Linked DNA regions of Mus musculus: region 2 is linked to region 1. A link is a contact called in ENCODE Hi-C or POLR2A ChIA-PET data. All regions are on one chromosome and are shown on one strand. The core of a region is the stretch at or near the end of the contact, and the rest is flanking DNA. Distances in the headings are between cores, read along the strand shown.

Evidence for each region. Hi-C counts contacts between places; a loop is a spot of excess contacts on that map. ChIA-PET counts read pairs that join two places held with the same protein, here RNA polymerase II (POLR2A).
Region 2: a map of heart shows a loop between it and region 1 (3-fold over the local background). The contact joins the promoter of Kpnb1 here to the promoter of Tbkbp1 in region 1. A Hi-C loop is called at or near these places in 2 of 37 maps with a recorded cell type or tissue (both heart). POLR2A ChIA-PET finds 5 or more read pairs at or near these places in 4 of 5 experiments (Patski and embryonic stem cell).

Annotation. Positions count from the first base shown.
Region 1 is chr11:97,147,343-97,154,649 of GRCm38, forward strand. It overlaps Tbkbp1 (TBK1 binding protein 1), which reads right to left and starts at 2,733. Exons shown (of 10, transcript NM_001372531.1): 1 at 2,649-2,733; 2 at 2,020-2,273; 3 at 1,603-1,725; 4 at 1,287-1,391; 5 at 31-211. The coding sequence starts at 2,244.
Region 2 is chr11:97,184,362-97,191,668 of GRCm38, forward strand. It overlaps Kpnb1 (karyopherin (importin) beta 1), which reads right to left and starts at 3,531. Exons shown (of 22, transcript NM_008379.3): 1 at 3,185-3,531; 2 at 3,028-3,086; 3 at 566-748. The coding sequence starts at 3,224.

The DNA of each region.
Region 1 (7,307 bases), core at 1,483-3,982:
GCAGGAAGGTAGGAGTCACTAAGATCTCACCATGACCCAAGGCAGGTCCCCCTCTCAGAGCCAGATAGTGCAGGTCCAAGTCAGGACAGGCTGAGGCGGGGACAGCTGGGGGGCTCAGGCTGGAGAAAGCTGCGTCCCGGAGGCCCTGCTGTTGCTGCAGCTGTTTCTCCAGACCACAGATCTGCCGTAGATGAGTCTCTACCAGGGCCCGCTGCAGGGAAGACAGACGGCCAAGGGTCTACAGAGCGCCAGGGAGCCCTGTGGTCTCCCAAACCCAAGAGTCCCCCAGGCTGGGCAGTCATCACTCTCCAGACTGGAGCACAGACAGCTGGAGTGTCCTACACTCACACGACAAGTGGTCACAGGTATGAAGGCTCCTCTCACAGCTCCTGCAATGCAGATGTTTCTGGCTACTGGTGCCGGCAAGGTCAGAGCCAAACCTCCTCTGGGTCTTATCACACAGAGACATTTATGCCAACACTGGGCTCCAGGTCCAGTCACCCCAAACCCTCAGGGATGTGACTTGCATTTGCATACAGGACTTAAGCACTTCTAAGCTTTGTCTACCTCCTGTATAAAATGGGGATAGCAGTACCACGCCTACCTCTTTGATTGTTGTGAGAGCTAAAATGAGTAAATGTGTGTAGAGGGATATGAACAGTGCCTGGCACGCTGCGACTACCAAGCAAACGTTCCTGACTATAAAAGGAAAACCGTTTTACACAAATGTCCCGTTGCCGTCACAGCAGCTTAGTGAGATGGCTTACCGTTTTTCTCTGCTTTTCAGATGAGGGGTGAGAGCTAAATAACTTGATCAAGGTCACAGCACAGGAGTTGGCAGAGACCTTATCTCCTGATACTGCCACCTGCCCACACACAAACGGCCACATGGCAACTCTCATCACGCTTGTGCTGGGACTATGGAGAGCTCTGGCACCTCTCTTGTCACTTATACCCTCTCCCAGACACTATACTATACTATAGGTACAGGGTTGATGCAGTGTGAGAGCCAAATACACACACACACACACACACACACACACACACACAGCATCCTAGCCCAAGGTACAGAGTCACCCATGACCCGGATGATACTGTCTCATTCACACGGCAAAGCAGGCATTCACAGACAGGGACGAGTGGATACAGGGAGTGTGCACGCAGCAGAGTGTGTGTGACACACAGGCAGCACACACTCATCGGGTTGGAATGCACGTAGAGAATCACATCACGTCAGATACCTCACACACACACACACACACACACACCCGCTCTCTGGGCCTCACCATCTCCCCCAGCTCTGTCTCCAAGTCGCTTTTCTCCACGCACAGTTTCTCGTAAGCCTGGATCATCTCCCCGAGCTGCTCCTCCTGCTCCTTACTCTTCTGCAACTGGGTAGGCCCGGAGAGGTGTGCCAGGGTCAGGACCAGCCTTGACAGGGAGCAGAGGGGGCTCCCAACCTCCCCAACCCTATTCCCAATAGAAACAGGAAGCGCTGAAGCTGATTTAGGGAAGGCGGGGGCAGGGCGGGGTTGAGGGCAAAGTGAGGGAAGCAGGAGGCTAAGGGAGTGGGGTTGGCTGGGAAGCGAAGCAAGGGCTTACCTCGTGTTGGAATTGGTTGAGTCGTTGCTGCAGACTGACCTTCTCCACCTCCAGCAGGGAGCCATCCTTGAGTTCATACAGAGGGAAGCCATGCTCCTCTCCAAAATCAGTGATCAGCGGATACTGTGGGAGGGTCGTCCTCTGAGAAGCCTGGCTTCCCATCCCAGGACCGCTCTGTCCCCCAACCCCACTGCCAGCTTCACAGGCGCCTCTCCCCGCCCCCTCCAATGGGACCCACCACTCCAAAGCTGGGCTCCTCCTCCACCCCTGAGATTGGCTGCAGGAGCAGAGCTCCTCATCCCCAAGGCAGCCACTTCTTCAGGGACCAGGCAGCCTCCAGTGCTGGCCACCTCTTGGGACCCTCCTGCCCTTGCAGGCAACTACAAGCTCAGCTCGCCATCACATCTAGGTTCTGACCTTGATCTCATAGACTTTGAGGCGACGGCGGAGGGTGGCATTCTCCCTCTCCAGGCCTCCTAGCCTTTCCTTGATGTCTCCGTAGGCTGTGATGAGGGCAAAGTGGGAGGCAGAACACATGTCCCCTCCCAGGGACGGGTCTCCAGGACCATCCAGCCACACCTCACTGGGCCCCAAGGCCTCTTGGGTCAGGATGCTGATGTCATCTTCAAACATGGACTCCATGGTAAGGGCTTCAGCCCACCCTGGGCCTCCTGAGAGTGCAGGAACAGAGTAAAGAGGACCACCTGCTCTTTGTTCCCAACTCTTCCATGCTGGTCTGAGGAACCTGTGGTAGCTGGGGAGCTTCAGCCAAGAGACAGATCTCACAACTAACTCTCTCTCTCTCTTCTCTCTCAAGTTTCTGCCCTATCCCCTGCTGTGACTGCTTATAGAAGGAAATGGAACCAGATAGACGTCATGAGTGGAGTGGGGGACAACTGATAAACAGGACCAAGGATCAGGGGCAGGGAGGAGAGACCTGTGGACAGATGGGAGGGAGGGCTGCTGTCCCAGCATTGGCACAGCCCAGAACCTGCCTAGACTACTCGGCTTGGTCTCCTCCCCAGACCTCCCTTTTCCCCAAGTACCTCGACAGCCGCCAAGATTCCCATCCCAGGCCTCTGTCGCCTGCTCCTAAGGAAGGCTAGTCCCGCTAGGCAGCCTGGCCTCTGTGGCCCCCGCCCAACTTCCTCCCGCAGGATCCCAGAGTTCAGGAAAAGGAAGTGCCTCCCCAAGTGCGCCGGGGCTGTGGCAACCGTCCAGGCGCAGACCTACAGGAAGTCCTTGGCTGAGTGTCAGAGGCAGCAAACTGGGCAAGGGGGCCTAGGAGAACCGAGACCATTAAGGGAGACTCCAGCTTGTCCTATTGTGCCTGCACTCAGGGAAATGGGGAGCCCTGGGAGGGGGGCAGGAATGACTCAGGGCTCCCAAAACGAGTAGGCAGCGAGGGGGTGCGTGTGTACATCTCCGGGCCCTTGTTTATGAATGTGTGGCTGTGGCTGCCATGTGGGGGGGAGTGTGTGTCTGTGAATGAGTGTAGGTGTGCCGCCGTCAATGAGTGCTTTTGCGGGGCGGAGGACCGGGGTCAGCGCGGAGTTCGGGAGTGACCAGAGGTTGTGTATGTGTGTGTGTGTACGTGTGTGTGCGCGCGCGCGCGTGTGAGCACGCGTGCGTGAGCGTGTGGGTAGGGTGGGCACGTTCGGGCCGAGTGTCACGTGAGGCACTATGGGAATGTCCGAGGTGTGTGCGCGCGCTGGAGCGTGTGTGCGCTCCGGCGAGGGGGCTCGGTCCGAAGGCGCGAGTTCCGACAGTGCAGGCCTCGGGTCCCCCATCCCCCAGCCTCGGCTAAGTGCCGGAGCGACAGACGCGTGTGACAGGTCTGAGTAAGGAGCGTGTGCGCGTGTTTGAAGGGCTGGCCCCACCTTTAACCCTCTCTTGCCCACGCCACCCCTCCCCCTACTCTGCCGACCAGAGCTCACTACACACCCCACCCCCATCCCTGCCCACGATCTCCGGCCATCACCCCCACTCTCGAGGACTCCGTGTCCCCACACACCCCGGCCGTGCGACCCGAGCTGCCTTCCTCCGCATCCTGGGGCCGCGCGCCGAGCGCCCGCGCAGGCTACTGGGGAGGGGGCGCCCGTCCCCGCCTGGCCCCTCCGGCGGCCCCTTTAAGAGCGGCTCTTTAAACCCCCTCGGGCTCGGCGGACAGAAACTGTCGCCCCTCCCCTCTGTGGGGCCGAGACCGCGCAGCCCCCTCCCCCACCGCGGCCGGGCTCCGGGCGGGCTACTGAGCGGCAGCCGCCCCGCAGGCCGGAGGCTGCGGGCAGCGGCGCAGGACCCTTCCCCACTCTGCTCCCGGGCGCAGCGCCCGCCCACCCGCGCCCGGGCCCCGGCCTCCCGCGCCCCAAGCCGCCCCGGCCCGCCGCGCCCCTCCCCCTCCCCCAGCCCGGGCCCCGGCCCGCACTCACGGCTGCCGCGGGCTCCTGCTCGCAGTCGCAGCGCACCCCTCCGCCGGCTCCCTCCCCTGACGGGCCCCAGCGCCCCCACCCCCTGGCACCGCGCGCCGCTCCGCGCCCTGCCGCCGCCGCCGGGTCTCTCCCCACCCCCTCCCCTCCCCTCCCGGCCCCCTCCCTCCCGCTCGCCCGCCCCGCTCCTCCTCCGCCGCCGCCGCCGCCGTCTCCTCCGCCTCCTCCTCCCCGGCTGCTCCGGGTCTCTCCAGCTGGACCGGCGCCCGGGACCCCGCGGTTGCCACCACCACGTGGCGAGGGGCGGCGGCCCCCGCGGTGCGGTCCGGCTGAGGCTGGCAGCGCGCCGGGCGCCCACCAGCTCCCCGCCGTGCGGCCTCCCCTCCCCGCCGACCGGCGCAGTGTCTGCGGACCGTGTGCTGGGGCGCCTCGGGGCAGGACTTGGGGTTGCACATTTTGGAAAGAAGTGGAGCTGTTTATTTGGGGGAAATATTTTTATTTTTTTATTGGTCTTCGGAGAAGAAACATCACTAGACTATGTACTCTTTGCTCTCGTAGGAAGGGGCATCGAAGTAATCTATCTATTTGAACACAGAGACATTAGAGTTAAATCTAACTTTGAAAGTGAGCGTGAACTAAGGAGATAAAATGTTCATTTGGGAAGACGGACATCCCTTCCAAGCCCTTTAAAGACACTCCCAGAGGCCAGAAAGATGAAGAAACACCATACCTCGCCCTTTACACAAAGATTTGAGCACCTGCCAAACTGCCAGGCAGAAGATAAGTCTTTTTGCCACGTTCCCACTGTGTGTGACCTTGGGCAAGTTACTTCACCTCTGACTTAGACAGGAGATCGTTCCGGACAGGCCACCCCAAGGGGGAAAGAATAGAGATCAGACGCCAAGGTGCCCTGCAAGTGCCGGGGAGATGTTAATGAGTCATTTTCGTTCCCTGGTGGATTAAGAACCGTGGACAGAGGCAAAGCCAGCCTGACTCTGCTGGGAGATCGCCAGAGCAAAGCTCGAGGGCCCTTGCCTTGTGAGGGAGGGAGATGCAAACTCTGCAGGCCAGGCATAGGCTAGGGAAGGGGCTCTGGTGGGGGTCAGTACTTAGCTAGGAAGATTCCATGGAAGCTGAGTCCACCTTTCTGGCTTCTAGCAGAGTGCTTCTGAAAAGGGAAGGATGAAAGAAAAAGGTCTCTTGTTCCGGGGGAGCTTTGAGAAACAAGGGCAGTTGTCATCTTCTCCACTGTGGAGAAACATGCTAGGCTGGGTAAGCTGTTCCTCCCAGGATGACCGGCCCCAGTCTTGGACACTCATCAAAGGAGGGGGTTCTCACTGGCTTGGACTCCTGCTGGCCTGCTCCCTTTTATAGTCCAGAACACAGAGGCCGGTCAGCTATTTGCTAGCCAAGCAGGCACGAACTTTCTTAGACCGTATAGGATGACCCATCTATCCTGTAGATATGAAGGCAAGCTGATTGGAACACAGGTCGTCCCGCTCAGTAGACCCAAGGACAAGGTAGGTGTCCTTTTCCTTCAGGCCCCAGAATTTCTCAGGAGCCATGCAAGACTGGAGGCCAGGCCAGGTGTGGAGTTGTCTCCACAATTCCCGAGAGCACAGACATGGCCATGGCAAGTCCTCCCTTGCTGGAAAAGACAGTGAGTGGGTCGAGGGACCTCTGAGTACACTCTCCCGGATGAGTCAGCCCCTGCCGGCAGCTGCTTACAATGCAGGCCTCAGTGAGTCACCTGGTGCCCTAGAGCCTAGGCTCTAGGTGGCTGGGGGCAAAAGCCCCAAAGAATTAGATGAAACCTGAAAACTTGCCCTGGCCCTGATTCCAGCATATTCTGTTTCTAGTTCTTGTTCATGTCAGACAGTTCTGAGGACAAGAGCTCATCCCAGACCATGGTCACTACATTGTTCAATAAAATAAAATTATTTGGGGGCGTGTTTTGAGACATAGCTTCACTCTGTGGCATCAAGTGAGAAGCAGTCTTCCTGTTTCAGCTTACTTCTTCAGCGAGAGGATTGTCTGACTTTTAACAAAAATCTCTCAAACATCCATGACATACTGGACACTGAAAATAAGAAGTGTGCTCTTTTTTGCTCTCATGGAACTTAAAATCTGGTAGAACAAATACAAAAAAAAAAAGGAATTTATAATTAAAACAAGTTGGCCAGGTACAGGCCTGTAATCCTAGCATTTGGGAGACAGAAGTAGGTAGGTCTCTGAGTACAAGGCCAGCCTGAGCTACAGAGTGAGTTCCAGGATGGCCTGGGCTACACAGAGAAACCCTGTCTTGGAAAAATAAAAATAAAAAGCTGGAGGCTGGGTATGACGGTGCTTACTTTTGATCCCAGCACCTGGGAAGCAGCAGCAGTCAGATTAAAGGAAGTTGAGGGTGATGACCTCCGTCTGTAAATCTCATATTGGGAGTCGCTGGGCTAGGTGGTAAAGTCTCAAAAAGCAAGGGCTAAGAGAGCAGTCAGTGACAGGGCTCTTCCTGAGTGTGAATGTAAGGTGCTGGGGCAAGGGAGGAGTAAGCAAGGCATGGCTTCAGGGTTGTCTAGGAAGAGCCACAGATGACATGGCCTTGGAGGTAAATCCTGGAGGATTAGAAGGCATGTTCTGAAGAACTGAGTGAATAGAGGAACAAAACTGCGAGACTTCAGTTACTTCACTTCTCTGAGAGAGCTGGGTTTGCTCTAAGTCCTTCTAAGAACCATGAAACCAGCTAGGCTCCTCTTCTGGAGGGGACAGGAGAGAATCAGTGGAGTGGAAAGGGTAAGGGGGGGCAGCTAAGATAGAAGAGGGAGCTGTGTTGGGCACTAGTCAGTCTGAAACCTTCCTAACTGGCCTTCTCGGGTATGGCAAGAGAGGGAGACACTGCTGAAGCAGAGCTCTGGCAAGTAACCCTCCTGGAAGCCATGAGGAGAGCCTTTCTCCCACTCCCACGCCTCTTGCTCTGCAGAAACTTTTGTCTTTCCTGTCCCATTCTTGCCTGAAACGGAGGAAGAAGCGGCATTAGGCTGAATCAAAACCAGATGACTCAAATCGCTGGCGGGTAAAATTGATTAGATGTATGTGACAGTGCCACCTTTGACGCCACACTTCCAGGCCTCAGGAAGTCAGGGACACTGTGGAACCATCACGGGCCATCATGGGTAGCTGCTGGGTCCTGTGGACAGAGGTGAGGCAGTGGGGGAAGTCATTCCTGCACTGACTTCACACTCTTTTCCTCAGAGATTGTGCAGCACCACAGAGCAGCCACAGCCT
Region 2 (7,307 bases), core at 2,281-4,780, 38 kb after region 1:
AAAGAGTTCAGTTCCCAGCACCCTTGTCTGATCCTCACGATGGCGTGTAACTCCAGATCCAGGGGAATCAACACTCTCTTCTGGCTTCCAAAGTTGCTAAAACATACATAAACACACATTTTTAAAGTAGAAAATATGTTTAAGATATCTATGAAAATCCAGGCATGGTGGCAAACACCTGACCCCTTTTAGAGTAAGTGCAGAAATGTTAGGAGTTCATAGCCACCCTTTAATAAAACCGAGGATGGACTGGGCTACTTAACACCTTGTTACACACTCAAAGATACCCCGGAGTGCAGTGTGGCACTCCCAGTACTTCAGGAGTGAAATCTTTTAAGAGACCCAACTAAAGTTTCCCAAGCTGCTGCAGGTCACCTTAGCAAGCTGAACCCAACAACACACCAAACACCCATTTCCACACCAAGAGACTAATCAGAATAAATTTTTACATTCAGTTAAAGTTGAGGTCTCAGAAATCTGTCATGCTCTATGCCAGGTAAATGAACACTCCCTTACAATGCTGTTCCTTAGACCATGTGACATCAAGGATTGGACAGTCACTTACATAGTTCTTGACTTCCCGTCGAGCATTAGCATCAATAGCGAGCCACCTCTGCTGGTATTGTGCCTTGATATCTGGATCTTTCGATGTCAAAGAGTTCTTAATTTGTAGACCAGCTGCAACTCTGGCAACCTGACTGTTTCCTGGGTTTGCCAGCACTCTGGACAGTTCCACAAGGAACGTGGGCTGTGGAGAAGGTGCATTTGCAAGCATATTAGCAATTTCCCCTTGCTTATAAAGTACTAAACTAGAGAAGCACACAAAATTTAGATCAAATCAAGGTATCTCAGGAAACTGGGAAATCTCTCTTTGAAATAGTACCTGCCTAGACTCAACATTGAAGAGGTTTCCTTGGGTTCAAAAAGTTAAGGCCTGACTAAGCAACAAAAGCCACTTCAAGGACAAGTCACCTGCTATATGAAGAAACAGATTCCTCCTATCAAGAACATGTTTTGAGCCCAAGTCTAATAAATATCTCCCCAGAATTAAAGGCAAGTCGATGCCTGGTGACACGGCAATCCTAGTGACAACTTTCTCCAAGCATGTACAACAATGTCCAGTACTGCAAATCAGCTCAACGAAAAGAATTCTTGAAAAGTATATTAAAAAAAAAAAAATCTTGTTCAAAAACATCAGGACAGCCCTGTGATCTCATGTAAGGCATCCTTTCTAACATATGTGTGCCAGTCTAACATACATGTAAGACCGAGTCCTCCGTGTTTTAGTTCTGCATGTTCAACAAAAGGGATCTGTAAGCCAAAGTGTTAACTAGTTTTCAGAAATTGAAAGAATATGACAATGTGAATGATGAATTGTCAAGAGAAATTGGTTTCATCCCAGCACTTAGGAGGCAGAGGCAGGTGGATTTCAGAGTTGGGAGACCAGTCTGGTCTACAGAAAGTGAGTTCCAGGATAGTCAGGGCTATATAGAGAAATCCTGTCTTGACTCCCCCCCGCCCAAAAAAAAAAAAAAAAAAAAGAGAGAGGGGAAAAAAAAAAAAAAACTGGCTTCATTTAGAAGCAGAACATACCAGGGAGCCTATGGTGTTTTGGACCTAATGTGAACTAACAATGAATCATCCAAAAATCTATGTTTTGAAATACAGGTCCAAAAGATAATCATCTATAACACCCCCCTTCCTCTTTCTGAGCATACAGAGGCACACACAGGGGGGTGGGCCTGTACGTAATCTGTCCAATCAGGAATGTTATAGAAGGCCAAAGTAGACACTTTTTTTAGTGTTAGCAAACTCTTCAAACACAGGAGATAATTCTCAATGTAAGCAAACTCTACAGTAGGCTCAGAACACAATTCTCCAATTTCTATTCTGTGCCACTGAAGAGTTAGGAGCAGGAAAAAGGGCTTCTTGCAAAGTAGCAAAAGCAAAACCAAGAATATACTATGAGCAGAATTCTCAGTCTACACTAAAAAGGAAATGCTTGGAAAGGTGTGAGATAAAAAAACCTTAACACAAGTCGCTTACCTCTCCACCAAAAGTGGTCAGTACAAATCAGATATGTCGCTGTATGGATGTTACTATTTTGCAAAGCTCTCACAAAGGACATTGGGTTACAATGTTTTTTTTCACTTTTTAAAACTTCCTACCTTTAAAGAGACTTTCCATATCATCCACGCTTCCCTCCCCTTCCCCCAAAAAGGAGAGGAGAAACATTCTGGCAATAGGCTGCTTCAATAATCCCACATTTTCCTATACAAAAGTCAGTCACTTTTTCTTTTCTCAAATGTACTTCTTAAATCCGAAAGTATGAAAAACGGGGTTACATTTGTGATTTATCAGAGAATAGGCTCAATCTCAGAAATGAGCCTCAGCCTGAGATCCTTAAAGATGAGTTCTCTGAAAACCTAAGTCCAAACAGAACATTCGTGCACTTAGACCAGGAATGGGATAATAATGGGCAAGAAAAAGAAAAAAATTGTGGCAATGGGTCCAGAGGTGGTCGGGTGCCAGGCGTGGCCATGAGCACAGACCAAGGGAGCTGGGGAAGGGTAGGGCTCTGGGAAGTAGTTGCATACTGCCTCAAAACCAGGGGACAGGAAGGAGAGGCCGGCCGCAGCCAGTACAAGGCAGGCGGCAGGGCGCAGAGCTTCCACATGGCCCCTAGGCCCGGCTCCCCAACCCCCACCCTTGCTGAACACGCAGCGCCATGCAACCTAACTTCCCTTCCCTCCCTCTTTCTCCCTCCCGCAGCACCGCCGCCCTCAGGCCGCGTGGCGATTGGACGGCGATCACCCCGGCGCGCCTCGCTATTGGCCAGACGCGGGGCTCGGGGCGGGACACACCCACCGGCTTCCCGATGGCGGGGTTAGGTTGGGCCGGGCGGGGGGGTAGGGGGACGAGCTGGGGCGGGGTGGGTTCCTGAGGCCTGGGCCTCCAGGAGGGCGGGAAGGGCCGCACGCAGGGATGGGGACGCGGCGGGATGGGGCGCGGCGGGGCGGCACGCACCAGATTCTCCACGGCCGCACGCTCGAGGAACTTCTGCGCCGCTTCCAGCTCCAGCCGATCTGCCGGGAGAGATGGGGGGAGAGGCAGCGGGGTCAGAGGGGCCACCCCCTCCCCCACCCCGGTCACCTCGGCCCGACCCCCCGGCCCCGAGTCCTACCCGGAGACACGGTCTTCTCGAGGATGGTTATGAGCTCCATGGCGGAGGTGACGGCGGCGGGGACTCCTCGCAAGACGGCGGCCCGGCCTGTCGGGCGGCGGCTCCGACTGGGGATGGGGGTTGGGGGTCGGGTGGGAAGGGAGGGTGGGGTGGGGGGTGGGGGTCACCACAAGCCCATTCACCGGCTGCCTCTGGCCAGGCGCTCCGGCTCCCCTTCCTCCCCGCTCTCCTTCCTTCCTTCCGCCCTCCTAATGTGCTAGGCGGCAGCAGCTGCTCCTCTGGCGGCGGGGGAGGGACCCCGGGGGCAGCTCGGAGCGCGGCTGCTGCTCGGGCGGCGGAGGGAGAAAGGAAGGGCGGCAGTGAGTGAGTGAGAGGCGGATCGCAGGGAGGGAGAGAGATCGAGGGAGGGAGGCGGAGGGATATCCTTGCCGGACCTCTCCGCGGCGGCACCGCGCTGCCCAGCGATTGGCTACGGCCGGGGCCACGCGGAACCCCCGATTGGCCGGACGGCTAGCGTTGAAGGGCCGCCACGCGCCCATTGGCCTGCGGGCTTCAAGGTCCGGTTGGCTGGGCGGGCAGCGGGATGGGGCGTGCTTATTGGTCGAGGGGAGGGGCTCTGGGGTGGGGCAGGTAAGAGCGCGCCGCTGATTGGGCTGGCCCGGTAAAGGCCTTCGGGCTCAGCCCGGCTGTGCGCGGGGAGAAGGGTGGGCGGAAGGTAAAGGCTCCAGGCGCGTCGGATTGGCTGGGATCCTGGACGTTGATAGGACGGGGCGCCGGGAGAACTGAAGCGAGGAGTTCGGGGTCGCCGCCGCGCGGAAAGGCGGGAGGCGCCCAGGCTCTTAGGAGTCTGGCGCGGAGCACGACGGGACGCCTCCGGGGTGGGGCGGAGCTGCGCGCGAGTGGCTCGGACTGCGCGCTACGGAGAGCCGTCACTCGCCGCGGTGTACGGAAAGCGAGCCTTTCGCGGGCCTCGGAGGGGGCGGGGACGGGAACCGTTAAAGTCCTGCGCCGCGCCCACAGGAAGCTGCCTTCATGGTGAGGTCGGCTTGCTGCCGCGCTCTGTGCGGAACCGGACCATGAGAACCACGTGGTTCACCTTCCAACGTGCGGATTTGCAAACTGAAGCCCAGAGAGAGAGTGGAGCCTGTCCAAGGTCACACAGCCCATTCCAGACTCGAGCAGAGCTGGCTTCAGGCGCCCCTAATTGCCCTTGGAGACCCCGTCGGGGCCCTGGACTGTTAACAAAGTTTCGCGGAGGCGCGTCCTTAGACCACTTAGCAGTTCCCATAAAGCTTTGATGTCCAGACTTCGTTTACAAGATCTGTGTAGTATTATATAAAGAACGTGTGCATTGACGAGCTGTAGCGACACACCTGCCATCTCAGTATCCCGAAGCCTGAACTACAGTCTGAGATCTTGTTTCAAAAACAAAAAACAAATACAACAAACAAGATAAAAATACGTTGCATATAGTTGCTTAACATTCCCCTCCCCTCATTTGGATACCCAGCTGCAAGTCATGGGGGGATTAGGAGCATATGGGTCAAAATAGCATGTAAATTGTATTGTTTTTAAGGTGTAAAGAAATTGCCCTACACTAGCCACACTTTGGAAACTTGGGATTTAGTGTTCTCTGAAACACTTAAAGTCATAGCCTCGTGGGGTTTTTTAATTGTGTGTATTTTCTGCCTGTAATGTATGTTTCCAATGGCTTCATGTATAGATATGTTCTGAATACTTCCACATCTTATCCTGATTTTAAGAAAGATTTTTTTGTTTACTATGCAAGCATAATTTTTGTTTGGCTGTGATTTGTTGGTTGGGTTGGGTTGCCCCCCTCCCCCCACGGTGGGGGGGGGCGGAGCCAGGTGGTTTCTCTGTATAGCCCTGGCTGTCCTGGAACTCATTCTGTAGATTAGGCTGGCCTTGAACTCAGAGACCCACCTGCTTCTGCCTTCAGAGTGCTGGGATTAAAGGCATGGGCCACCAAGATTGCCCAGGAAATGAGTTCTATTGTAATGTATTCATTAGAATGTAATTCGATTTTTCTTTTTTGTGAGTTTATTCTGTTCTGCCTCTTTCAGACAGGATCTCTAGCCTAGAACTCAATATGTATCTCAGACTGGCTTCAATATTTCTGTAGCCTCCCTTCCTTGGAGTCCTGAGTGCTGGAATTACCCATGGTGCTCTCTCTCCACTGTAAGCATGTGCACACACCTACATGCAGAAGCATGCTGGTCCTGTGCCTCCGTAACTCTGATTCTCAAGACAAAAGGCAGACTTAATGCTATAGAAACTTGAAGTTTTGCAACAAGGAATGTAGGCCCGGCTGGAGAGATGGCTCAGCGGATAAGAGCACTGACTGCTTTTCCGAAGGTCCTGAGTTCAAATATCAGCAACCACATGGTGGCTCACAACCATCCGTAAAGAGATCTGACGCCCTCTTCTGGAGTGTCTGAAGACAGCTACAGTGTACTCACATATAATAATTAAATCTTAAAAAAATAAAAAAGAGCTGGGCTTGGTAGTGGACGCCTTTAATCCCAGCACTTGGGAGGCAGAGGCAGGCAGATTTCTTGAGTTTGAGGCCAGCCTGGTAAGAAAGAAAGAAATGTAGGCCCATCATTCCTCATACAGTATTTCAATAATTTACCTAGTGATTTCCTCTAGCTTATCAGCTCCCTAACCCCAACCTTTTGCTCTCAACTAGGAGGACTGCTCTGTATGTGTGGCTTTAAGTCAATGATGGGGAAGCTGGGAATGTATATCAGAGGGGTTGCTTAGTGCATTAACTAGCAGTCCTCCGTAGTTTTATCAGTCCACAGGAATGGGTGCCTTGGAGAAGTAGATATAGGATCAGGAGGAAAGTTCAAGGTCATGTTTGGCTGATCTGAGCTACATGAAACCCTCTCTCAAATAGTAGGGACTGGAGAGATGTCTCTGTGGTTAAAAGCACGAATTGCTTTTCCAGAGGATCTGGGTTCAGTTGCCAGCACACACATGACAGTTTACAGCCTCCTAACTCCAGTTCCAGGGGATCCAGCGCCCTCTTCTAGACGTTTAGAAATGAGACTCGGGGCTGGTGAGATGGCTCAGTGGGTAAGAGCACCCGACTGTTCTTCCGAAGGTCCAGAGTTCAAATCCCAGCAACCACATGGTGGCTCACACAACCATCCGTAACAAGATCTGACTCCCTCTTCTGGTGTGTCTGAAGACAGCTACAGTGTAGTTACATATAATAATAAAATAAATCTTTAAAAAAAAAAAAAAGAAAAGAAAAAAAGAAATGAGACTCAGTGACATGACATCCCTGAGAATCCTGTCATTTTCTTACAGATTGCCCAGGCAGGATGACCCATAATTTGGTTCCAGGAAACAAACTGATGTCCTGCAATTTGCTGAGCACACCCCTGCCGCAGCACCAGTCTGTATAGGACCAGTCAGAGGGCATGAGATGGCGAAAGGATACCAGGGTGGCAATAAAATTACTCTCAAGCGTCAGATCCTTAGTGAAACCAAATTGGATTGTATTTTTGCTGTTCAGCTAAAGTTATAGATGGTGCTGTCTAGTTCCTATTAAAGGCATACCCACAACACCACATTGACCACAGCATTAAGTGCTGAGCACAGATAGCGGAAACACCTGCTTGAGTTTGTGTTCCCATCTCTCCATAGCCTGTGAGATGTACTTCAGTCAAATGGGGCTAACAGGGCCGGGGATGTACCTTAGCACACAGCACTGGTTGAGCATACATAACACAACTGTCCCATCGTGGAGAGTTTTAGATGCCTTGGAACTGGAGTTAGAAATGGTTGTGAGCCACCATGTGTGTTCTGGAGATCGACCCTCTGTCCTCTAAAAAGAGCAGCAGGTGAACTTAACTACTAAGCCATCTCTTCAGCCCGTGATTCTTAGTTTTACTCTGAAGCTCCAGTTGATTGGATGAATGCTGTCTAACCCTGAGCTCACTGCTGTCCCTTCCAGCCCTCCAGGAGTCCACAGCCAAGTGACCAAGCAGGAGGGTTCCCTGTCAGTCTCTCGGTGCTGCAAAAAGACACCCAAGGACTGCCTGCCTGTCTAGACTAATCTTTACATACAGCACTTCTCACAAGAAATGTAGGA